3 separate regions of the Homo sapiens genome follow, and all the other regions are linked to region 3. The links are chromatin loops, found by intact Hi-C in ENCODE. Cell type or tissue: PC-9. All regions are shown on one strand. Links, peaks and the distances in the headings refer to the core of each region. The heading gives the core; the rest is flanking DNA.

Region 1 (6,787 bases), core at 589-5,588, 220 kb before region 3:
CTTCCTCCCTCCCTTCCTCCCTCCCTCCCTCTCTCTCCCCCTCTTTCTTTCTTTCTTTCTTTCTTTTTTTCTTGTTTCCTCACTCTATTGTCCACGCTGGAGTGCAGTGGTGCAATCTCGGCTCATTGCAGCCTCCGCCTCCTGGGTTCAAGTGCTTCTCCTGCCTCACCCTCCTGAGTAGCTGTGACTACAGGTGTCCATCACCACGCCTGGCTAATTTTTGTATTTTTTGGTAGAGACGGGGTTTCGCCATGTTGGCCAGGCTGGTCTCGAACTCCTGACCTCAAGTGATCCACCCGCCTGGGCCTCCCCAAGTGCTGGGATTACAGGCGTGAGCCACTGCATCTGGCCCTCACCCACTTTATTTTTTTATTTTACTTACTTTATTTATTTATTTGAGACAGGGTCTTGCTCTGTCACCCAGCTTGGAGCACAGAGGCTGGAGTGTAATGGTGTGATCATTGCCTGCTACAGCCCCAAATTTCCGGCTTCAGGCAATCCTCCCCGCTCTGCCTCCCAATGCACTGGGATTACAGGTGTGAGCCACTGTGCCCTACCCATGAAACACTTTTATATCCGACTATTAGACACCCTACGTTCGTGTCTTACAGGTATCTCAAACCCAGTGTATTCACAATGGCTCTTGTCTTCATTCCCTGCTTCAAACTGGGTCCTCCCTGTGTTCCCGGATTCAGTGAATGCTACTGTGTATCTGGTTACTCAAGCCAGAAAACAGATTTCTCTCAGCACAATCTCTCTCCCTTCTTACTTACTTCCCAACAACCAAAGTAATTTGGTGGCACGTGCCTGTAGTTCCAGCTACTCAGGAGGCTGAGGCAGGAGGATATCTTGAGCCCAGGATGCCAAGGCTGACCTGAGCAACATAGCAAGACTCCATCTCAAAAAAAAATGTAATTTGGATCATGGCATTCTTCTGTTTAAGATGCCCCAGTGGCCCCCTGTTGCCTTTATTTATTTATTTATCTATTTATTTTTGAGACGGAGTCTCACTTTGTTGCCCAGGCTGGAGTGCAGTGGTGCGATCTTGGCTCACTGCAACCTCTGTGTCCTGGGTTCAGGCGATTCACATGCCTCAGCCACCAGAGTAGCTGGGACGACAGGAGCCTACCACCACGCCCGGCTAATTTTTGTATATTTGTAGAGAGGCGTTTCGCCATGTTGACCAGGCTGCTCTCAAACTCCTGGCCTCAGACGATCCACTCACCTCAGCCTCCCAAAGTGCTGGGATTACAGGCGTAAGCCACCGTGCCTGTGGCTGAACTATTTAATAAATGATGAAGTATTGAATAAAAACCCCTTCAATTGGCACCCCTCTCATGTGGCCCTTGCCTGTCTGGTTCCATCGCCCCCGCCCCATCTAGCACTTTATATTCTAGCACAACTGGGCTACTTGAAGTGCTTTGAACATGCTTCATTTTGTCATGTCTTGGGGCCTCCTTTGCATATGTTCTTCTCTCTGCAAAGCTGCCTTGTTCCTCCCTGGTTACTCTTCCCTCCCCCACCCCTTATTTAATCTTCAGGTGTCTTTACAAGTGTCCCTGACTCTCTGAGGTTGACTTAGGCCCTCGCACTTCCTCTCCTCTTTACAGACATCCACTGGATCTCTTGCAGCCTATCCAGTGCCTCTCTTTCTGTGTCTGTCTTTCTATGAGACTGAGTTCCTTGAAGGCAACAGTTTCATCCTGTAATCCCACGACCTGGCACAAGGTTTGGTGCTTGGTTGCCACTTATTAAGTGCTTGTTGGATGAATGAGTCAGTGGAGTGCAAGTAGACAGCAGGAGAAAAGGAAACGAGGTTTGACGGGAGACAGGAGGCTCTTTGGTATCTGACAGACCCAGATTATCCCAAAACACAATCTGCTGTGATCTCTTAATTTCTCTGCATTACAAAAGAAGCACAAAGGATCCAGAGCCTGTGGAACCCTGCCTTGTGCCTGGGCCAGGCATATAAGACCCTTGCCCAACTGTGCAATGATGGTTTCTACCTGTGTCTATGGACTCTGTGGGTGTCTAAGAGGTAGGGCCACCCACCCAAACGTTTTGTTAACTGACTTATATGGAAAGAGGAGAAAGAGAATCCTGACAATGCTCACTGCTTCTGCAACTGCTTGTATAATACAGTCACATCTGTCAACCCCACGTGCTGCAAAAAGATTCCAGGAATCCTGAGATGTTGCTGCTCTCAGCCTTTGGGGTAGCTGGGCTGAGCCTGGGGCAGCTCTGGCCACAAGAAGCCTCCTTCTTTGTGCAACACAAATACCATTTTCTGTGTCTGCTGCAGACTTAAAAAGGTTAATGAGCACTGTTGGATAATATCTAATCATTCTGGTCAGGTACTGCAATTTTGTGAGTGCCCACCTGGGACCTTGGCATCTTGAATTTACCCATATATTTCCCCCCAATTAAAGCCTTTTCTCGGCCGGGCGCGGTGGCTCACACCTGTAATCCCAGCACTTTGGCAGGCCGAGGCGGGCGGATCACGAAGTCAGGAGTTTGAAACCAGCCAGACCAACATGGTGAAACCCCATCTCTACTAAAAATACAAAAATTAGCCAGGCGTGGTGGCACGTGCCTGTAATCCCAGCTACTCAGGAGGCTGAGGCAGGAGAATTGCTTGAATCTGGGAGGCGGAGGTTGCAGTGAGCCAAGATCGTGCCGCTGCACTCCAGCCTGGACAACAGAGCGAGACTCTGTCTCAAAAAAAAAAAAAGTATTTTCTCATGTTTTCAAGTAGGACAGGGATATTTGTTTATTCCCCATTGTATAGGTGAGGAAACCAAGGCGCAGCGAGGTCAAGAGACCAGCACACTCCAGCATTGTCAGAGACAAATCAAACTGAGGAGCTGGCTGAAGCCCGCACCCTCTGAGGCTGTCCAGCTGCAGTGCATTTACACTCTGCCCACAAGAGGTCAGTAGGTTCCACAGGAGCAGAGCTGGCTACAGGGAGGCCCGCACAATGAAAGGTGGAGCCATCCTCCCTGAGAGCAGCCCTGGTTACTGGCTGCACAGCAGCTACCTAGAAGGAAATCCTTCTAACAACAGGTTTTCCAAGAAGTCCTTCTTCCAGGGGTGGACCAGCGGTTGGGGCTGGCCAACGGTGTGTATCCTGGGAGGGCTGTGGGAGTTCCCAGGGGCAGCTGCTTTATTATATTGCAATCCTCAGGGTTTGATAAGCTATTTGTGGAGGGCGGTGTCTGTAGATGGGGCAGCTGGCGTGCTTCCATCTGCCTAGAAAGCTGCAACCATCTCCACGGTAATAACTGGAACCAAAAATATCACACGGCTGTCTGCTAGGCCAGAACGTTCCTGTCTGTCTGCTCTCTGGAGGCTGAGGGTGGAGGAGACTTAAAAAGCCATATATTGCCGGGCACTGTGGCTCACGCCTGTAATCCCCACACTTTGGGAGGCCGAAGTGGGTGGATCACTTGAGGCCAGGAGTTTGAGACCAGCCTAGGCAACATGGTGGAACCCCGTGTCTACCAAAAAAGACAAAAATTAGCTGTGTGTGGTGATGCACGCCTGTAGTTCCAGCTACTGGGGAGGCTGAGGCACGAAAATCACTTGAACCCGGGAGGCAGAGGTTGCAGTGAGCAGAGGTCATGCCACTGCACTCCAGCCTGGGTGACAGAGCAAGACTCCATCTCAAAATAAAATAAAATAATAAGATATATATATTTCTATATATTTCTATATATATATTTCTATATATAGAAATATATATATTTTTATATATATATATAGCATCCCCAAGATTTAGAATCAGACAGACCTGGGTTTGAATCTTGATTTTTCTTCTTATTAACTGTGACCTCAGGCAAGTGGCTTAACTTCTCTAGGCCTCAGTCTCCTCATTAATAGAATGGGGAATAATAATACCTGCTTTTCTGGCTGTTCTGAGGATTTATTCACTCATTTGAAAGATAGTGGCATGCCTGTCCTACAGTTGTTACTAGGTTCAGGGGATACAAGAGATTCAACGCCTGGCACATAGTAAGTGCTGAATTAATGATAACTTGTTTTTGAAGGTCATGCCACGAATTTGGACTCAAAATAGCAGGCAGTTGAAAGCATTCTGAAAAGAGAAGTAGTAAGAAAAAAACACTACTTTTTTTTTTTCTTTCTCAGGCAGGGTCTCACTGTTGCCCAGGCTGAGTGCAATGGCACAATCATAGCTCACTGCAGCTTCGACCTCTTGGGTTCAAGCAGTCCTCCTGCCTCAGCCTTCCAAAGTGCTGGGATTACAGGCGTGAGCCACCATGCTCAGCAGGAAAACAATATTGAAGAGGCTTCACCCCTACCTGCAGTGTAGAGGCAGGATTGAAAAATGCCAGCCTTATCATTTTCATAGAGTTGTTCTGAACATCATAAAATAGGGCAGAGCAAGAGGCCTAAGACTAATAAATAGTCGGGAGTTGAACCCATATTGCAACTGGGGACAGGGACTGCTCCTAAAATCATAGGGCCACAGTCTGCCTCTCCCCTGGGAAGCAGCAAGGGGAAGGAGGGGCTGAGAAGAAGCCTTCTGTCTGCTCACTGGAAGCTGAGGGGCTTCATTTTGCCGATCACCTGGCCTGTCTTCGGGCAGTGGTTTCGGGATGTGGGAAGAAGGTGTGGGCGTGCATATGCAGCAGTGAGGATGTTTGAAGGATGTGAGAACACAAGAACATAAAATGCCACCCTGTGGCTGAGCCATGGATTCCTCTGACTCAGACAAGGTCATCATGGAACATGAAGACCCAAATGTCATCTTTGAGTCCTTTGGTAAACTATCAGGTGTGAGTTTATCCAAAGCTTTCAGAAATTGCAGTATTTCTTTTCACCCTGCCTCACCAATTGGGATGTTTTCCACACGTTTTCGCTTCCATTTAAAGATAAGTTATTTTATTAAAAACATACCTCTCTGGAAGAGCTCTACAAGGAGAACTACAAAACACTGCTGAAAGAAATCATAGATGACACAAACAAATGGAAACACATTCTATGCTCATGGATGGGTAGAATCAATATCGTGAAAATGACCATACTGCCCAAAGCAATCTACAGATTCAGTGCAATTCCTATCAAAATACCAACATCATTTTTCACAGAATCAGAAAAAATCCTAAAATTCATATGGAACTAAAAAAGAGCCAGAATAGCCAAAGCAATCCTAAGCAAAAAGAACAAATCTGGAGGTATCACATTACCGGACTTCAAATTATACTACAAGGCTATAGTTACCAAAACAAAATAGTACTGATATAAAAGTAGTTACATTAACTGGGCGCGGTGGCTCACATTTGTAATCCCAGCACTTTGGGAGGCCGAGGCTTGTGGATCACCTGAGGTCAGGAGTTCGAGACTAGGCTGGCCAACATGGTGAAACCTCATCTCTACTGAAAGTACGAAAATTAGCCAGGCATGGTGGTGCGTGCCTGTAATCCTAGCTACTCAGGAGGCTGAGGCAGGAGAATCACTTGAGCCTGGGAGGCAGAGATTGCGGTAGGTCAAGATCACGCCACTGCACTCCAGCCTGGGCAACAGGGAGAGACTGTCTCAAATAATAAAAATAAAATAAAATAAAAGTAGTTATATTAGACCAATGGAACAGAATAGAGAACCCAGAAATAAAGCCAAATACTTACAAACAACTGATATTTGACAAAGCATACGAAAACGTAAGTTGGGGAAAGGATACCCTATTCAATAAATGGTGCTGGGCAAACTGGCTAGCCCCATGTAGAAGAATGAAACTGTATCCCTATCTCTCACCTTATGCAAAAATCAACTTGAGATGGATCAAAGACTTAAATCTAAGACCTGAAATCATAAAAATTCTAGAAGAAAACCTAGGAAAAACTCTTCTGGACATTCTTTGCCTAGGCAGGCAAAGAATTTATGACTAAGACCCGAAAAGCAAATGCCACAAAAACAAAAATAAATGGGACCTAATTAAACTGAAAAGCTTCTTGCACAGCAAAAGAAAAAATCATCAGAGTAAACAGAACCCACAGAATGGAAGAAAATATTTGCAAACTATGCGTCCAACAAAGGAGTAATATACAGAATCTACAAGGAACTCAAACAAATCAGCAAGAAAACAAATAAACAAATAATCCCATTAAAAAGGGGGCAAATGACACGAAGAGACATTTCTCAAAAGAAGATATACAAACGGCCAACACACACATAAAAAATGCTCAACATCACTAATCATCAGGGAAATACAAATTAAAACCATAATGAGATACCACCTTACCCCAGCCAGAATGGCCATTATTATTATTATTATTATTGAGACAGAGTTTTGCTCTTGCCCTCCAGGCTGGAGTGCAGTGGCATGATCTCGGCTCACTGCAACCTCTGCCTCCCGGGTTCAAGCGATTCTCCTGAGGCTGAGGTGTGCGGATCACCTGAGGTCAGGAATACAAGACCAGCCTGGCCAACGTGGTGAAACCCCATCTCTACTAATGATACAAAAATTAGCCAGGCGTGGTGGCAAGCACCTGTAATCCCAGCTACTTGGGAGGCTGACACAGGAGAATCACTTGAACCCGGGAGGCGGAGGTTGCAGTGAGCTGAGATCGAGCCATTGCACTCCAACCTGGGTGACAAGAGCAAAACTCCATCTCCAAACAAAAAAAGAAAAAAAAAGAAAAAGAAAAAGAATGAAATAATGTCTTTTTCGGCAACTTGGATGGAGCTGGAGGCTGTTATTCTAAGTGAAGTAACTCAGGAATGGAAAACCAAATACTGTATGTTCTCACTCAGAAGTGAGAGCTAAGCT
Region 2 (6,787 bases), core at 728-5,727, 120 kb before region 3:
GTCGCCCAGGCTGGAGTGCAGTGGTGCAATCTCGGCTCACCGCAACCTCCATCTCCCAGGTTCAGGGGATTCTCTTACCTCAGCCTCCCAAGTAGCTGGGATTACAGGCATGTGCCACCATGACCAGCTAATTTTTGTATTTTTTAGTAGAGACGGGGTTTCGCCATGTTGGCCGGGCTGGTCTCAAACTCCTGACCTCAGGTGATCCACCCGCCTCGGCCCCCCAAAGTGCTGGGATTACAGCCGTGAGCCACCGCGCCCGGCCTAAGGATACTAATTTTTATATACAGTGTGAACACAATTTTGTAAAAGAAATAACCTTATATATCTTTATATGTGTGTGAGTGTGTTTATGTATATATATGAAGGTCCATAGAAGGAAAACTATTAATCATTATAATCCATGGGTGTTGGGCTATGGGTAATTTATTTTCCTTTTTGCACTTTTCTGTATGTCCCAAATTTTCTACAACTTATGTGTATTACTTTTTTTTCATTGTGGTCAAATATACATAAAATGAACCATTTTAACCATTTTAAAGTATATGTGCATTACTTTTTTTTTTCTTTGAGACAGGGTCTCTCTCTGTCACCCAGGCTGGAATGCGGTGGCAGGATTATAGCTCACTGTGACCTCGACCTCTTGGGCCCAAGTAATCCTCCTGCTTCAGTCTCCCAAGTAGCTGGGACCACAGGTACACACCACCATGCCCAGGTAATTTTTTATTTTTAGTAGAGACAAGGTCTCGCTATGTTGCTAAGGCTGGTCTCAAACTACTGGGCTCAAGTGATCCTCCCATCTTGGCCTTCCAAATGTGCATTATTTTTAAAATTAGAAATACTTAAAAAAAAAAGATAAGCATGCACTAAGCAGACTTTACATTTAAGCAGAAAAGCAAAGTCAGAAACAAACAAACAAAAAAGTAATAGATATAATTAGATAAAATTCTACAAATATGTACAACAAAGCACCACCACCAACAACACATAAATAGCACTAGAAGCCAAATGTTGGCTGGGCCCAGTGGCTCATGCCTATAATCCCAGCACTTTGGGAGGCTGAGGCGGGTGGATCTCTTGAGCTCAGGAGTTCGAGACCAGCCTGGTCAACATATAGTGAAACCCCATCTCTACCAAAAATACAAAAATTAGCTGGGTGTAGTGGCACATGCCTGTAGTCCCAGCTCTTGGGAAGCTGAGGCAGAAGAATCGCTTAAACCCAGGAGGAGGAGGTTGCAGTGAGCTGAGATTGTGCCACTGCACTCCAGCCTGGGTGTCAGAGTGAGACTCTGTCTCTCAAAAAAAAAAAAAACACCAAATGTCAAACTGGAAAAATTGTGTGAAATGTATGACAAAGGGTTAATATCTTTAATATATAAAGACTTCTTACCAACGAATAGAAAAATTTTGCACCTATACTACCATTACAATGATGCGACAATTATCTGTTTGGACAAGGACAGGAAAGGAATGCAACCCAGACAGATGAAGTTTCAGGGAGTGGAGTGGCAGCTTTGATAAGCACCTTCAGGCTGTTTAGTGCTGAGGTAAGCGATGGCCCAGGGCAGCCGGGACTACTACAGAGGGAAAGCGGGAGCGGGGAGGGACATTGAGCAAGCGAGGACAAGTTAGAGTCACAGGGGAAAACCAAACTTGGCTGGGACTGCTCATTTAAACTTGGATTCAGCTGACCCCAAATTAATTTCTATAGAGTTCTTCAGGAATATATTGCTTGTATAAATCAGGGTTTGCCCAGAAGAGGCCATGGAGACAGCCTAGCCTATGGAAGTGGAATTTTTTTAAAAATTTTTATTTTTAGTTCTGTGGTACACGTGCAGGATGTGCAGGTTTGTTACGTAGGTGAACATGTGCCATGGTGGTTTGCTGCACCTATCAACCCATCACCTGGGTATTAAGTCCAGCATGCATTAGCTATTTTTGAATTTTAAGGGCCTGAGCAGGGCTAAGAGAAGATACAGCACCTCAGCCCTGCTAGGATTCTGGGCCTGCCCCCACTGTACAGATATAACTGTTACCCACCCAACCTTATTTGAACTAGTCTGATTTTTCTTTGATCAAAATTGGCTTATTCTAGGCTAAGACAATTACTCACTTTGGAACTTCTGATTCTAGGATTTTGCCTCAGTGGTCTCACTAAGATGCCGCCTCATTTTTTTTTTTTTTTTTTGAGACAGAGTTTTGCTCTTGTTGCCCAGGCTGGAGTGCAATGGTGCAATCTTGGCTCACTGCAACCTCTGCCTCCCGGGTTCAAGTGATTCTCCTGCCTTAGCCTCTCGAGTAGCTGGGATTACAGGCATGTGCCACCACAACCAGCTAATTTTGTATTTTTAGTAGAGACAGGGTTTCTCCATGTTGGTCAGGCTGGTCTCGAACTCCCGACCTCAGGGGATCCGCCCACCTCGGCCTCCCAAAGTGCTGGGATTACAGGCATGAGCCACCGTGCCCGGCCTGATGCTGCCACATTTTAAATGCAGTTCCTTCCTCAGCGAGGGAGTCAGGGATGCTGGACCCTTGTTAGCTACAGTTCCTAGCTTATGTTGGTCCTATCCAGTCTGCTTCACTGAGGTAAGGCACAGTGAGGAAACCAAGAGTGGCATCCTTGCTGTGGAGGCAGCAAGGACAGGGAGCATTAGCAGGCTGCATTTCATATTCTACTCTCTGCTGGTCTTGGAGGAAGGAGAGCCACAAGTGATATAATCAGGAAGTCAGGAAAGAAAAGAGAAGCCTCATCTGGAGGCTTCTTTTTTTTCTTTCTTTCTTATTTTTCTTTCTTTTTTTTGAGACATAGTCTTTCTGTGTCACCCAGGCTGGAGTGCAATGGCGCGATCTCAGCTCACTGCAACCTCTGCCTCTCAAGTTCAAGTGATCCTCCTGCCTCAGCCTTCTGAGTGGCTGGGATTACAGGCGCCTGCCACCACGCCCAGCTAATTTTTGTTTGTTTAGTAGAGGCGGGGTTTCACCATGTTGGCCAGGCTGGTCTTGGACTCCTGACCTCAAGTGATCCACCCGCCTCCGCCCTCCCAAAGTGCTGGGATTACAGGCGTGAATCACCGCCCCTAGCCTGGAGGCTTCTTAAAAGACCAAAAAACAGAGGATGGGAATGAGGAGGCAGCCGGGGCTCAAGCCAACAGCTCTGAGGTTAGCAGCAGAAATGCCACAGAGTGGGGGTTTGCACAGTATTTATGAGCAGTCAGAAGCTCCTTGGAAACCTGGCATCACTTGGGGTCAGTGTTCTTTGCTGTTATTACCCGACCACAAACACTACAAAGCATTCCACCCCCTACCCCACTCTGATAACTCCTCACCTGCATCTTTCTCTTCACGGTCTCAAAGGGAAAGGAGAGGGTCTGGGTCACTGCAGCAGCCAGACAGACATTAGCAAAGTTCTGTGGGAGAGAGAACTGATCTCGGGGTCCGTTCCAGATTTTCTCCAGGTTCATGTAAACAAGAAGGGAGCCAGCAGAGAACGGGAGAGCACCTGCAAAACAAGGCCAGGGAGAAGCTGCTGCTGTCTTGGGAAAACACTGGCTTGAGAACATAAATTCCTGGGGGGATTCCGGGGAAAGAAAACAGGAGGGGCTCTGGGGTTGCTAAAATCCCTCCAACCCAAGGAGCATGAGGGAACTTTCTTGAGTGCGATAATGTGCTATATTTTGGTAGGGGTTGTGTCATTTGTCAAAATGCATCAAATGGTTCACTAAAGGTTTGTCCACTTTACTGGATGTAAATTGTACTTTAAAAAACAACCATACGGCTGGGCGTGGTGGCTCATGCCTGTAATCCCAGCACTTTGGGAGGCCAAGGCGGGAGGATCACCTGAGGTCAGGAGTTTGAGACCAGCCTGGCCAACATGGTGAAACCCCATCTCTACTAAAAATACAAAAAGTAACTGGGTGTGGCGTTGGGCACCTGTAATCCCAGCTACTTGGGAGACTGAGACAGAAGAATCACTTGAACCCAGGAGGCAGAGGTTGCAGTGAGCTGAGATCGCACCACGGCACCCCAGCATGGGTGACAAGAGAGAAACTCCATCTCAAAAAAAAGAACCATACACAAATATTGAACTCTAGTTAATGACACACATGTTGAAGGGTTTAGGGGTGAAGTGTATTGATATTTGCAAGTTACACTGAAATCATTAAAAAAAAAAAAAAGGTGGGCTGGCTGAGTACAGTAACTCACGCCTGTAATCCCAGCACTTTGGGAGGCCGAGGTGGGCGGATCACTTGAAGTCAGGGGTTCGAGACCAGCCTGACCTCGTCTCTACTAAACTCCATCTCTACTAAAACGGAAACTCCATCTCTACTAAAAATACAAAAAGTAACTGGGCGTGGAGGTGCGTGCCTGTAATCTCAGCTACTTGGGAGGCTGAGGCACGAGAATCGCTTGAACCTGGGAGGCAGACGTTGCAGTGAGCCGAGATTGCACCACTGCACTCCAGCCTGGGTGACAGAGCAAGATTCTGTCTCAAAAAATAAATAAATAAATAAATAAATAAATAAATAAATAAAATAAAAATGGACTGATGAATGGCTGGAGGGATGAATAGCAAAATGTTAATTGTAGCATCTAGATGGTCCATGGATGTATACTCTAGATTTCTTTTAATTTTTCTAGATGTTTGAAGCTTTTTTTTAATGTTCGGGGAAAAAATCACTCAAGTAAAAAAAGCCAGTGGGCAGCACCTCATTATGTTTTGGAGGACAGGAGGGACTGATCTCTAGCTGAGAAGGAAACATTTTATGAAAACTGGAAAGTGAGAGACTCTCGATGGTGAGGGAGGTCACCTGACTTCACCTTTGGGAATGACATGGTCATATCATGGCCCAGTGGGCACCCTACACTGTGTGGCTTCCTCACCTTTCTAAGAACTGAGATGGTGAGTAAGTAATATAGTAGGTGGCACTTTCACAAACTTCCAGAACCTTTAGGAGCCATCTTTAGTTTACAGAGGGACTAAATTTCTCCCTCAAAATGAAATTTAAAATAGGGGATAATACAAGTGAAATTGCTTATCTTTAGAAAAATGTAATGTTTATTTAATTGGCTCACCAACCTTCCATTTACCTTCATTCAGAAAATGTCTGGAAAGCTTAGGTTATGTGCCAGGCCCTATGTCAGGTGCTGGGAATCGAAAGAGGAGCGGGCTAATTTCTGGAGATGCTCATCATCGAGGAGAACAGACAGCCAGGGCAAAGTCAGTATAACACCCCTGATGTGTGCCACAACAGGGGGGCTATATGAAATGCATTAGGTACACAAGGATCAAAGGGATTAATTTTGCCTGGGGGAGTCAGGAGGGACTTGATGAAAGAGAGAACTTTTGAACTGGGTCTTGAGGAATAAATAGGAGTTCATCAGACTTTGACAGAGTGGAAAGGCAAAGGGAATAGCATGTATAAAGGGAGTGGTATTTCCAGGAAATCCAAGTTTTTCTGAAGGGCTGGAGCATGAATGCAGGTGGAGGTATGGCAGGAGATGAGGTAGGACAAACTGGCAGGGGCCAGGTCTGAAGGATCTAGAATGTCCTAAGGAATTTGGGCTTTCTCCTGTAGCTCAGGAGTCGCTGAATACTTTTTAAGGAGAGCAGTGAAATGAGGGCCGTGAAACGATGAAATTGCACGTGGAGAGATCACCTCAGCCGGGCAGCAGTGCACGGGGAAGACTGGGGCAGGAGATACCAAGAGTGGAAGCAGGTAGGAGCCAGAGTCTGTGGGAGACCCTGAGAGTCTGAGTTGTAAGGACCTGTGGGAAAGAGGATGAGTCAAATCGACGGGACTTGGTGATTCAAGTGGGGGTGGAGTGAGAGGAGAAGTTGAAGTGATCCCTAGGCTTTTTTTTCTGGCTTGGGCCACGGGGTGAAAGGAAGGTAGTCTCATTCATTAGGGAACACAGGAGGAAGAGCTAGTTTGAGACCAACGAGGACATCAGGGTTAATCTTGAATTTGATGTGCCTAGGGAGCATGGAGGTGAAGGTGTCCAACAGCAGGGACTCATACTACCATTGGGAATTGGTGTCAGTCAGGGGCTAACAGAGGGCTCTGGAGTTCTATTGCTAGTTTCTCCTGCTTTCTATCTATGTGGACTTGGGCAAGTCACTTAGCTTCCTGAAGCATCTATCTCCTCATCTGTAAAATAAGGCCTCATGAGAAAGCGCATGCAATGCATTTGGCCCAGTACCCAGAACATGGTAAGTACTTCCCCCCAAAAGTTGGCCATTGTTACTAAAGAGGTAGAGAATAAGGGTCACAGAATACACTGACGCTTGCTTAAGCCACTAGCATAGATGAGGCCACCTAGGGAGGGTTTGGAGGATGAGAAGCAAGCTAAAGGGGAGGGTAAAAAGAAAGCTAAGGAAGGAGCCCAGGGGAAGAGCAACATGTAGGGGCTGGCAGTATCAGACGACCCAGATGGGCCGGATAAGTCAGATAAGAAAGAGCTGCCAGAGAGATGGGAAGACACCCAGGACTTGGAGGGGTCCTGGAAGCCAAGTTTCCAGAAGAAGGGGTGGTCAACCTTATCAAATGCTGCAACCAAGTTCAGATAAAGGGAAAAAGTCTACTGGATTTTGCAATTGGGCCATAAATGTGTAGCTCTGGCAAAGGTTACAAAGACCCCAGAAGACACAGTTGCTACCCTAGTTGCCCTCATGGCATATCAATGTGTATGTACACTGAATACTCCTTCTGCAGTCAGATGGAGAGTGGTTAGAATTGCATTCTTACCAGTTTGCTGAGTCACCTCCACTTTCTGGTCTACTCCCCTC
Region 3 (6,787 bases), core at 1,192-6,191:
GAAAATTTGTTTAACCCAGAAACAAATCCACACATCTACACTGAACTCATTTTTTACAAAGTTGCCAAGAACGTACGCTAGGGAAAGGGCAGTCTCTTCAATAAATTGTGCTGAGAACACTGGATATCCATATGCAGAAGAATGAAACTAGAGTCCTATCTCTCACCATATGAAAAAACAAAAGGGATTAAAGGCTTAAATATAAGACCTCAAACTATGAAACTACTACAAGAAAACATCGGGGAAACTCTCCAGGACATTGGACTAGGCAAAGATTTCTTGAGTAATACCCCGCAAGCACAGGCAACCAAAGCAAAAATGGACAAATGGGATCACACCAAGTTAAAAGCTTCTGCCTGGCAAAGGAAACAACAAAGTGAAGAAATAACCCACAGAATGAGAATATATTTGCAAACTATTTATCTAAAAGGGATTAATAACCAGAATATACAAGGGGCTCAAACAACTCTATAGGAAAAAAAAATCTAATAATCTGATTTTAAAACGGGCAAAAGATCTGAATAAACATCAAAAGAAGACATACAAATGGCAAGCAGGTACATGAAACAGTGCTGAACATCACTGATCATCAGAGAAATGCAAATCAAAACTGGGGTGAGATGATATACCATTCCAGTTAAAATGGCTTTTATTCAAAAGACAGGCAATAACAAATATTGGCAATGATGTGGAGAAAAGGGAACCATTGTACACTGTTGGTGGGAATGTGAATTAGCACAATCACTATGGAGGTTCCTCAAAAAACTAAAAATAGAACTTCTATGTGATTCAACAGTCCCACTACTAGGTATATACCCAGAAGAAAGGAAATCAGTATATCAAAGAGATATCTGCACTCTCATGTTTATTGCAGCACTATTCACAATAAGCCAAGATTTGGAAACAACCTAGGTATCCATCAGTAGATGAATGGATACAGAAAATGTGGTGCTTATACACAATGGAGTAATATTCAGTCATAAGAAAGGATGAGATCCTGTCATTTGCAACAACATGGATGGAACTGGAGGACATTATGTTAAGTGCAATAAGCCAGGTACACAGAGACAAACCTCACATGTTCTCACTTATGTGTGGGAGCTAAAAATTAAACCAATTGAACTCATGGAGATAGAGAGTAGAAGGATGATCACCAGAGGCTGGGAAGGGTAATGTTGGAGGGGAAGAGGGGATGGTTAATGGGTACAAAAAGATAATTAGATAGAATGAATGAGATCTAGTATTTGAGAGCACAATAGGGTGACTACAGTCAACAATAATTGTATATTTTAAAATAACTAAAAGAGAATAATTGGGTTGTTTGTAAGACAAAGAAAGGATAAATGCTTGAGGGGATGGATGCTCCTTTTACCCTGGTGTGATTATTACACATGGCATGCCTGTATCACAATATCTCATGTACCCCATAAATATATAAACCTATTATATAACCACAAAATTAAAAATAAATTTTTTAAAAAAAGATATTAGCAAATAGAATTCAGAATGTATAAAAGGTATTATGCATAATGACAAAATAGTGCTTATTTCAGAGATGCAAAGCTAGTTCAATATTCAAAAATCAATCAATGTAATCTGTGATACTAAAAGGCCACTGAAGAAAACTTACATGATCACATAAATTGATGCAGAAAAGTGACTTGAGAAAATACAACACCCATTCAGAATAAAAAAATACTCAGTTTTCTAGGAATAGAGGGAAATTCCTCAACTTGATAAAAGGCAAGTACAAAAACCTATAGCTGACGACAAGAATGCCCTCTCTTGCCACTCTTTTATTTTATTTTATTTTTAAGACAAGGTCTCACTATGTTGCCCAGGATGGTCTCCAACTTCTGGCCTCAAGTGATCCTCATGCCTTGGCCTCCCAAAGTGTTGGGATTACAGGCATGAGCCACCACGCCCAGCTGCCACTCTTATTCAACAAAGTGCTGGAAGTTTTAGTCAGTGCAATAAGATGAGAAAAGGAAATAAAAGGCATACAAAATAGAAAGGCATAAATAAAACTGCCTCTATTTGCAAATGACATAACTGTCTACACAGTAAATCTCAGGAATCATTTAAAAACCTAGAACTAATAAATGCATTCAGCAAGGCTGTCAGATACTAGATCAACAATGAATGTGTGGACACTGAAATGAAAAATAGAATACTTTTACAATAGCTAAAAAATTTAATACTTCAGTGCAAATCTAACAAAACATGTAAAGCACTTGTATGCTGAAGACTACAAAATTCTGATGAAGGAAATCAAAGATCTATATAAATGGAGAGACATACCATGGATGGAAAACTGAACACAGTAAAGACATCAATTCTCCCCAAATTGATATACAAGTTTAATGCAATAATTATTAGAATCATAGCAAGAACTTTTGTAGACAAAGACATGTTTATTTTAAAATTTATATGTAAAGCAACAGGCCCTAGAATAGTTAAAACGTAGTGAAAATAAGTTAATAAGATTAAAGTATATGGAATCACTTGTGTTATGACTTAATATGATGCTACGGTAGTCAAGATAGTGTGGTATTGGTGGAGGGATAAACACAGATTGGAGGGACAGAAGAGAGAATCCAGGACAGACTCTTAAAAACAAATATGGCAAACTGATTTTTGACAAATGCACAAAAGAATGTCAATGGAGGAAATATAGCTTTTTCAACAAATGATGCTAAAACAATTGGATATCCACAGGCAAAAAACAAACAAACAAACAAACAAACACCTTGACCTATATATCACATCTTACACAAAAATCAACTCAAAATGGATTATGAACTTAAGTGTAAAACACAAAACTATAAAGGTTTTAGAAAAAAAAACACAGGAGAAAATCTTTGGGATCTAGGGCTATGTGAATAGTTCTCATACCTGACACCAAAGGCATTAGCCATAAAAGGAAAAATTTATAAATTGGACTTAATCAAAATGAAAAACTTCTGCTTTGCGAAAGAGGATGAAAAGGCAAGCTATAAGCTTGGAGAAAATATTTGCAAACCACATATCCAACAAAGGACCTGTATACAGAATATTTAAAGAACTCCCAAAAACTTAACAGTTAAAAAATAAAACCAATCAATTCAATCAGAAAATGAACAAAAGTCATGAAGAGTCATTCCATGAATGAGGAGATATAGATAGCAAATAAGCATAGTTAATGATGTTCATTGTAAGGGAAATGCAAATTAAAACCACATTGAAGTATCACTATGTATTTGTCAGAATAAATAATATTAGAGACAACATCAAATGCTAGTAAGGGTGTGGAGAGATGGAATCACTTATGTACATTGTTGTTTGGAATGTAAAATGATACAATCATACTGGAAGGGAGTATGGCAGTTTCTTTCTTTCCTCTTTCTTTCTTTCTTTCTTTCTTTCTTTCTTTCTTTCTTTCTTTCTTTCTTTCCTTCTTTCTTTCTTTTGGGGTCTCCCTCTGTCACCCAGGCTGGAGTGAAGTGGTGTGATCATGGCTCACTGCGGCCTCAAACTCCTGGGCTCAATCGATTCTCCCACCTCAGCCTCCCAAGTAGCTGGGACCACAGGCATGGGCCACCATGCTGGCTAATGTTTTGTATTTTTTGTAGAGATGGGGTTTTGCCATATTGCCCAGGCTGGTTTCGAACTCCTGTCCTCAAGTGATCCACCTGCCTCGGTCTCCCGAAGTGCTGGGATTACAGGCATGAGCCACTGCACCTGACTATGGTTTCTTAAAAAACTAAACATGCAACTACTATATGACCCAGCAATTTCACAGAATAGTTCCTCTTCCCAGAGTTGTTTTACAAGGCATAATTGACTGAAAAATACTGCCCATAAGACATTAAGTCACATGAGTGGACTATACATGGACATTGAGAATTACTAGGCCTGAAAATTATGGGTCCCCTATCTTCTTGGGCTTCTCTATTTCCATGGTGGCCAAGCTCTGTCTCTCCCCTTGGCTGGTCTTTGAAATTCAGGAGCTGATAGCTCCTCTGCTGCCATCTGTCTAGCTTGCCTGGCATTGTGCTGAAGAAGTTGACTTTGGCTCCCTCTGAAACCCCAAGTGGGTTATGTAGCTTTCTCCTCCAGATCTAACCAGCTACCTAATGGAAGAGTTACCAAACTCTTGAGGCAGGCAGGAAACATCCCTTTTGCATTCCTGCCAGTCAGACTGGCTAGGATAGGAGTGGGGGTCAGGATGCTGGATGGGACCCTCAGCTGGGATCCAACCTGCTCTACTTCCACGGGCCATGTAGTGATTTGTGGCTTCTCTCACTCCTGCATAGGCCTCCTGGCTTGCTTTCAAGATAAGAGTCAAAGGTTGTGAGCCTTCGCCAATTTTTCCTGGGTAAGGAAAACTCATTTCCTTTCCTTGGCATTTGTCCCCTTTCCTCTCTTTCTCACTCCAAGTGTCTCTTTTACAGTCTCTTCTGGGAACTTCCTCTCTCCAATCTGTGACACCTTCTATAATTCCTGCCCTTCTATTTTCAGTTTATGTTGATGCCTGTAGGGTCATATGTGAAAGCCTTTTAGAAACTCCAGCTAAAATTATGCAATTGCAAAGCATCATTGCTGCTTGCCTGTTAGATGGGCAAGGTCCTGTGCTATATGCTAACTGAATCTGCCCACAAGTAGCGTACATCTAATGGGAAGATAACTAATATTAATACAGAGAAACATATGCCAAGAGCCACAAGAACAATAAAGAAAATATGCTATGAATTCGGATCTGTTTCACTCCCATCTTCCAGGAATCAACAGGCCAGACAGGAGGCTTTGCCAGAAAGCCTTTTCAAACCTGGCATTCTAAGTTTCCATCATGTCTGTATTAATTTCCTATTGCCACTCTAATAAACTAACACAAATTTAGTGGCTTAAAATAATGCAGACTTACTATCTGACAGTTCTAGAGGCCAAAAGTTTTACAATCAAGCTGTCAGTATGTATTAGTCCATTCTCACATTGCTATAAAAAAACTACCTGAGACTTTATAAAGAAAAGAGATTTAATTGACTCACAGTTCTGCAGGCTATACAGGAGCCATGGCTGGGTAGGCCTCAGGAAACTTATAATCATGGCAAAATATGAAGGGGAAGCAAGCACACCTTCACATGGTGACAGGAGAGAGAGTGAAGGGGGAGGTGCTACACAGTTTTAAACAACCAGATCTCGTGAGAACTCACTACCATGAGAACAGCAGGGGGGGAATCCACCCCCATGATCCAATCACCTCCCACCAGGTCCCTCCCCCAACACTGGGGATTACAATTCAACATGAGATTTGAGTAGAGACACAGAGCCAAACCATATCACAGCAGGACTGTGTTCCTTCTAGAAGCCCTAAGGGAGAATTTGTTTTCTTGCCATTTCCAGAGGCCGTCTGAATTTCTTGCTTGTGACTGTATTCTCCATCTACAGAGCACATCACTGCAACCTTTGCTTCTGTCATCACATCTTCCCTGACTTTGATCCTCCTGCCTCCCTCTTACAGGGACCCCTGTGATTACACTGGGCCCATCTGGATAATCCGGGATAATCTTCCCATCTCAGGATCCTTAACTAATCCCATCTGCAAAGTCCTTTTTGCCATGTAAGGTAACATATTCACAGCTTCCAGGGGTTTAAGACATAGACATCTTCGAGGATTCATTATTCTGTCTACCACAATTTCCTATCTCTCTACCTGGAGAAACCCTTTTTCTCAATCATCTACAGACTCCTTTCCCTGTGGCATCTCCCATAATGCATGGCTCTAGGCTTTCTGTTTATATTCACTGTGTGGTTATATAAGAAATTTTGCCTTTTCAATTTGTTGTATTTTTGTTTTGCTTTTAGTCAGAGGCCCCTCAGGATGAAAGAAACTGTCTCAGTCTTCAGTGGTATAGAGTTCTTTATCCTTGAATGTAAACTAGCAGACCCTGGGGGATTCCTTTCAGTCCTGATATGTCTCAGTTTCATTCACAGTAGAATTTCAGGAATGAAGCTGACTAAATGTGTTATCTCAGAGATGTCTGCTCTTAAAGAGGGACTCCAGCAGATCCAGTACCTTAAGACATTCTCTCAAGGGTCAGTTATTCACAACTGACTAAAAGTTTTGCTATATCCCTTCAACCTCTTCTGTACTTTAGCTAACACTTTTCTTTTGTTTACATTTTAAAATTGCAATTATATCTGAAAAATCATGCATTAGGTGTACTAGTTACCTTCTTCTAATAAATGTTAAACACAAAGCTACTAAAATCCCCTCTTAAGTGGTACAAGTGGTACATAAAATGTGCCTGTTTTGCGGGAACACCTGAAAGTAATCTCATGCTGACACTCCAGGCAGTGTGGGAGAATGCAGGAGACACTTTCGGTTTGCCCTAAAAATCAGAGTATCAGAGGACAATTGCCACAGACCCTCAAAACACATCTACCCATCTGCCTGCATTTTTGCCTATATTCTGCCTTCCATCACATTTCTGTAGATGACCTATCTGTACAACCCTTCCACCTGTACTCTGGATCTCATTCTTTCTTACTACTTCAAGGTCATTGTTCCAGCAAGCCCTCTCCTCCATACACATAATCGAACTTTCCTTCTTATTGGGCAATTCCCATCGGCATATAGGCATGTTTTTCTTCCATAATAAAAAATTCTCTTGACCCCACTTTTTTTTTTTTTTGAGATGGAGTTTTGCTCTTGTTGCCCAGGCTGGAGTGCAGTGGCACGATCTCGGCTCACCACAACCTCCACCTCCCGGGTTCAAGCGATTCTCCTGCCTCAGCCTCCCAAGTA

The links. Hi-C counts contacts between places; a loop is a spot of excess contacts. Peaks named below come from ENCODE experiments on the same cell type or tissue, not always from the same donor. Only the 100,000 strongest peaks of a DNase experiment are listed, where the experiment ranks them.
Region 1: a loop joins it to region 3, with 13 times the contacts of the local background. A loop is called at or near these places in 3 of 110 quality-filtered maps.
Region 2: it touches region 3 in a loop (4-fold over the local background); 2 of 110 quality-filtered maps call a loop at or near these places.

The regions. Positions count from the first base shown.
Region 1 is chrX:119,508,810-119,515,596 of GRCh38, reverse strand. No RefSeq gene overlaps it. Among named protein-coding and RNA genes, the nearest start is that of SLC25A5-AS1, 43 kb to the right of the region's middle. RefSeq lists a silencer at 2,777-3,071. In PC-9, for the core only: a CTCF peak has its summit at 2,922 (motif pointing right); a DNase peak (open chromatin) is centred at 2,956.
Region 2 is chrX:119,406,902-119,413,688 of GRCh38, reverse strand. It overlaps SLC25A43 (solute carrier family 25 member 43), which reads right to left. Exons shown (of 5, transcript NM_145305.3): 3 at 3,327-3,499. Among named protein-coding and RNA genes, the nearest start is that of SLC25A43, 11 kb to the right of the region's middle. In PC-9, for the core only: no CTCF peak of the experiment used is centred there; DNase peaks (open chromatin) are centred at 1,538 and 3,058; H3K27ac peaks cover 1,293 bases.
Region 3 is chrX:119,289,862-119,296,648 of GRCh38, reverse strand. LINC03098 (long intergenic non-protein coding RNA 3098) reads right to left here and starts at 5,120. Exons shown (of 4, transcript NR_110396.1): 1 at 5,028-5,120. In PC-9, for the core only: CTCF peaks have their summits at 3,793 and 4,002; no DNase peak of the experiment used is centred there.